2 separate regions of the Homo sapiens genome follow, and region 2 is linked to region 1. Evidence: chromatin loops called from intact Hi-C (ENCODE). Cell type or tissue: heart right ventricle. All regions are shown on one strand. Links, peaks and the distances in the headings refer to the core of each region. The heading gives the core; the rest is flanking DNA.

Region 1 (2,918 bases), core at 88-2,587:
CCCGGGAAGCAGAGGTTGCAGTAAGCTGAGATTGCACTATTGCACTCCAGCCTGGGTGATGAGAGTGAAACTCCGTCTAAAAAAAAAATTTGCAGCAGTCCAGAAGGTAGGCCCCATTATTCCGATTGTATGGGTGAGGATACTGAGTTGAAGAGGAGTAACTTGACATTGATCCCATTGTACAGTGGAGCCAAGATTAGATCCAGGGGACCTGGTTTCCCAGCCCCATCACCTCAGTCCTATTGCATTACCCTCTGGAAATGCTCAGTCCAGTAAAGGAGAGAGTGATGATGCAATGATGTGACTGCTTCCAGTGAAGAGTAAAAGTAATGAACTAGAAACGGGAGAAACAGATTGACACCCTTGAGTTGTCTTTCTGGTTAGGGCTTTTGGGTTTTTGTTCTGTAATACAGTCCAATGTGGTGGCCATTCAAGGGAGAAGGGCCACTCATCAGCCCTCCTGCTCCCTCACCCCCATCTTAATTAAATAAGTCTCCTTAGGATCTCACACACCTGCATGTAACAAAACAGGTTTTAAAAATCTGTAGTCAAGGAGCACTGCTTGTTTCTTTCTGGCAACAATCCCAGTGGAAGTAAAATTACACTGGACTGCCTGAAACTCTGAGCCCAAAGCGTTAATTTTTGAAAAACGTTTGAGGTTCCTGAGTTCCCGTGGTATGCTACTAGAATATTCTGTAGCTTTAACAACTCCCAGCCTTCATTCTGCACTGCACCCCCCGCACACCCAATACCTATTCCACATGTCTGGGGATAGGTCAGCTCACCGTCCACCCTCGCTGCCCCCTAGGCTGAGGTTCCCTGATGAGCACAGTTTTCCGGGAAGGATTTCAGCCCCTCTGTGAAAGTCTTCAGTTATCTCCTCTCTTGTTTCCAGAAGTAGCTTCTTTACTCCAACTTGAAATCTTGCTGTATTCCTTAGTGTTTTGGAAACAAAATGTGCAGTAGGAGAATTCTGGCTTTGTGGATATTGGATCACTTTGTTCCCTGGCACAACAATCTCTCCTTTGTATTAAACATCTGAGAACAGAAGTCCTAAATAACATTTTTATATTCCTTGTTGATGTAAGTTCTTTATTTGGGGACAGCAGTTTGGTACTTGTTCCTCTGTCAAATTCTGATGTACTTTCCCTTTTTCCTATGATGAGGACACCACTGACCCCTAGCCTGGAATTTTACTTTGGGTAGTGGTGGTATTTGCTTACCCCGTGGGACTTTCCTGTTGAATCCCTCTAGTCTGCAGTGAGTGGCCTGTGTCATAGTGGGATGTCTGACTGGTCGGAGCAAAGGTACCCAATCCTCCAGCCTGACCATGAGCTGGGTGGTGAACTAGCCAGCCACAAACAAGCCAGATGGACAGACAGACCAAAATAGCCACTTGTCCACCTCCTTCCTGGAAATGCAGAAGGGCTGCTCCGGAGGTCCAAGAAGACCTAATTTGGTCAGCAACCCAGCACTTACTCTGAACAGGAGGTGGAGTTGTGAGCCTGGTATAAGTTCCCTACCTCCGATTCTTTACTTTTACCACACACGTTTGCACATTTCAAGGAGATGATCAGCCACACTACCAACTACTGATGGGTAACAAATACTCTTTACGTCAAAGCTCTTCTGATGATTTTCCTGGATTCTGTACTTGTACAATGAATGTACTTGTGCCTTTACTCCAAAGAAAATTAGTATATGTGGCTGGGCACAGTGACTCACGCCTGTAATCCCAGCACTGTGGGAGGCCGAGGCAGGTGGATCACTTGAAGCCAGGAGTTCAAGACCAGCCTGGACAACATGGTGAAACCCCACCTATACTAAAAATATAAAAAAATTGGCTGGGCGCAGTGGCTCATGCCTGTAATCCCAGCACTTTGGGAGGCCGAGGCGGGCAGATCACTTGAGGTCAGGAGTTCGAGACCAGCCTGGCCAACATGGGGAAACATTGTCTCTACTAAAAATACAAACATTAACTGGGCATGGTGGCAGGAGCCTCTGGTCCCAGCTACTTGGGAAGCTGAGACAAGAGAATTGCTTGAACCTGGGAGGTAGAGGTTGCAGTGACCTGGGATCATGCCACTGCACTCCAGAGCGAGATTCTGTCTCAAAATAAAAAAAAAAAAAGAAAAAATAACAACAAAAAAGAAAATTAGTATATGTGCTTTACTCTTTAGGCAAACCCAATATTATACAAATTCAGTTTTTTAAGACAGGATAGGACATTTTATTTTTCAGAAAATGTATAACCACATTCCTTAAATGGCGTAGGTAGTATAATATAAATATGGTTTATCCCCTAAGACCGTTTTTATTTCTATGTGAGTTTCAAAGCTCTCCCTTTTTCCTATTCATTCAACAACTCCACGCTGAGTTGTCTTATGGGAGGAAAGGCTGCCCTGCATGGCTCTCTTGCAGCTAATGAAATGAGCAGTTGGCTTTGGTGTTTTATCACTTTGGGTCAGAGATCTATTTCTTGCTCCTTACTCCTTCAGTGAATATCTAGTTCGTGCTCCCTATGGATCAAGCATCGTGCTGGTCTTCTTCCATCTGCCTTGTTCCCAGTGGGAGCAGTTGGAAGGATGCTGATGGTTTCTTCCTCCAGGAGAGGAAGGGCAGTGTTTCATGTCACTCACAACCAAGCAGCTAGTTGTCGGCTCTTGGAAAACTAGTTCACCAAAGGGAAGCACTGAGCCTGAGGCCCTGGGATGGGTTGGATTCTTTTCTAAGTGGAATAACATTCTACTCCTCCTGCTTAACCTTTCCTTGCAAACTAAAATGGGAAAATCACTCTATGGACAAAGTCAAGCAGAAATAAAAAATACCCTCTCTGAGGCAGCCTGGCAGTACCTGCATGAATCAGCCAGTGTTTGGATAAGAAGCAGCCCCTCGAGAAGGAATGGAGCCCTTCCCTG
Region 2 (2,918 bases), core at 144-2,643, 58 kb after region 1:
TGGCCACGGTGCTTATCGTCTGCGTGTGAATCTGGACATGGTCCCCAAGCTGTGTGGTGCTGTTTGTTGGTGCGGTCCAGGATGCACAGGGCTGAGATGGTGCTGCATGCACACTTACCGAGCACATCCCCCTGGGAGAGGTGTGGACACCACCGTGAAGGGGGCCCAGACCTCCTCCTTAAATGCCTGCACTTTCACAGGGATCAGACATGGAGACAAGAACTCTCAGAAGAGGGAGAGGCCTGAGGCACAGCAGGAAGGTACAAGTTCAAAGGAAGTGAAGATTTCCAGTGAGAGCTATCAGACTCTTGAAATGGACTACAGGGAAAGCCTGTGGTCTCCTCTTTCTTAGAAATGCTAAACTCATAACAGAAAACCTCTCCACCGTGGCTTGAGTGTCAAATTCTCTGGAGGCCTGGGGATGGGGCCGGGAGTTTTCTGCCTCTATATCCCCATGGTCCACTTATTCGGGTGGCTTAGTTTGCTTTGCAAGCAGGGGGTGGGAGCGGGGCTGCTTATTCCAACCACAGTAGTCAAATGTGTTACTTATGAGAAATAATAAAAGATCCTTCTTCTTTTCTTTTTCTAGACCCCCTCTAGTCAAATGTTGTTGTTTTTTTAAATAGAGGAGGTTGTTTTGCATTTTTCTTTTCGTAGTGTTCGAATTTAGCTTTTGTATATACTCTCCCCAGTAGTTCAGAGTACATTCATGAGCCCAGATCATGAGGAATGCTCACCATTTTCCTGAAAGATGGTGTGTGGAGGATGTGTACAGATAGAAGCTAGGCTGTTGAAGATTTTATTGAACTCATCAGCATTAACAACAGACACTGTTAGTGAGGTCCGAATGTTTTTGTTTATTTTTTTGACTCAACAAACAGTTATTGAGCAAGGCTTTCTTCTGTGCCCGGCAAGATGCTTGCCACTTGCTGAAGAGACAAAGATGCATGAGATATGGTCCCTGCTTTTAAAGCACTTACAATCTAGCAGGGAAGACAGCCAGGTGTACAAATAATCATATGTGTTACAAAGAAACGATTATTCCGGTTCAAAGGAAGGCTGTTGTTGATGAAGGATGGTTGCATAGCAGAATTATAATCGTCAGTTTGAAATTCAACTTTTTCAAGCTTTGTCATTTCTATCTTGTATTAGCCTTATTTTTCCCTTTTTCAAAATACTTATTTGCATAGGTATTAGTCACATGGTTCCTATACTGGAACAGTTTAGAAAGGTGTTTATTGGAAAGTCTCGCTAGCACCTCCGTCCCCATCCACCCAATTCACTACTCGCTCTTCCATCAGAATAAGGAACCATTGTCTATTAATTTCTTGAGTATATATCCAGCGCCCATCCATGCAAAATAACATATACACATTTTAAAATTTTCCCTTTCTTACACAAAAGGCAGCTTACTGTTTGCCCTGTTAATTTAACAGTATATCTTGAGATTTTACCATGTAAGATCTTATCATGGTACATCTTGAGATGTACCATGTCAGTACATAGAATGCATGCTTTTCCTTTCTTCCTAGGTAGTATAATACTTCCTAGTATTGCATCGTTTTGGAGATATCAGAGTGTGCCAGTTATCAATTAGCTGCATAACAGATTACTCCATAACATAGTGGTTTAAAACAACAACCCTTTTATTAGTCATAATTCTATGGGTGAACTATTTGGCCTGAGATCTGCCAAGGGTTTTTTACTGCTGCTTTTGCCTGGATTTGTTCATATGGATGTGATTATTTGGGGCTAGATGGTCTAAGATGGCCTCACTAGCAGGTTGTTGGGAGAGTCTGACCTCAGTTGGAATATGTGCCTTGAGTAAACCAGCCCCAGCTGCTTCATATGGCGACTGGGTCCCACAAAAACAGAGAGGGGTTGGCCCCGCTGTGGAGGTTTTATTAAGCTTCTACTTGAATCCCATTGGTTAATGTTCCATTGGCAAAAGCAGGTCATGGGGCCAAGCCCAGAGTCAATGTGGAAGCAATTTCAGGATGAGAAATTCATTAGATGTCATTATGTAACTATTTACTACCCATGGAGTAATTAACCAGCCCCTGATGATGGACACCTGTTTATTTCCAGTCTTTTGGTATTGCAGATAATGCTCCAATAGATAATCTTGTATATTAGTCAGTTCATATGTGAGCAGGGTAAGTACCAGAAGTAGTACTGACCCTGTGCTGGATAGAGGGCAGATGCCTTCTCAATTATCTATCTATCCTATTTCTGTGGTGCTGTTTCTCTAGATATTTTAAGCTTGTGTTTTTCTGTCACTCGTGCAGGAGCTTTGAAAATGTGAAAAGACTTTAGATAGGAAATGCATATAAACTGAATTAATTAGAAACTCACTCCTAAAATAACAAAAAACATGAAAGCTAGAATAGAAATCAAATAATTTTGAGTAAAGTAATGTGTACATTATTTGAAGAAATACAAGTATGTCTGTTATAACAATACTTTACATTTCTGTTGTGTTTACAGCATAGAAACACTTAGTTTGCTTTTAGTATCTCAATTCTCAGAACAATTCTATGAGTTGAAAGTATAATTGGCCCCATTATGTGTGTGTATGTGTGTGTGTGTGTGCGTGTGCATATGTATGAATGTATTTAAAGGCTTAGAGAAGTTACCTAACTTGCCCCAACTAACAAGTAATAGCCAGAATATATACCCAGCCCTGTGACAATAAACTTGACGTTGTCCCATTAATCGCATCTTACTAGTAGGGACTTGTATCTTGTATCTGGCTTAGCTTCTAAAGATATACATGTGCTCAACTTGCTAATTGCTTTGCTAGTACAATCACAATCATATATGATATCACCTCAGGAGGCTCTTTTTAAAAATATATAAGTAGTTAATTTCTAATTTCTGAATAGGTGGGGAACCTCCCTGAAGTTTTCTCTTGTTTT

What was found. A loop is a pair of places that touch in the nucleus more often than their neighbours do. Peaks named below come from ENCODE experiments on the same cell type or tissue, not always from the same donor. Only the 100,000 strongest peaks of a DNase experiment are listed, where the experiment ranks them.
Region 2: it touches region 1 in a loop (2.4-fold over the local background); 6 of 110 quality-filtered maps call a loop at or near these places.

Annotation. Positions count from the first base shown.
Region 1 is chr18:63,261,004-63,263,921 of GRCh38, reverse strand. All of the region lies in intron 2 of BCL2 (BCL2 apoptosis regulator), which reads left to right. Among named protein-coding and RNA genes, the nearest start is that of BCL2, 57 kb to the left of the region's middle. In heart right ventricle, for the core only: a CTCF peak has its summit at 1,492; DNase peaks (open chromatin) are centred at 775 and 1,369; H3K27ac peaks cover 1,665 bases.
Region 2 is chr18:63,203,361-63,206,278 of GRCh38, reverse strand. The region is part of intron 2 of BCL2 (BCL2 apoptosis regulator); the gene reads left to right. Among named protein-coding and RNA genes, the nearest start is that of BCL2, 110 kb to the left of the region's middle. In heart right ventricle, for the core only: no CTCF peak of the experiment used is centred there; no DNase peak of the experiment used is centred there.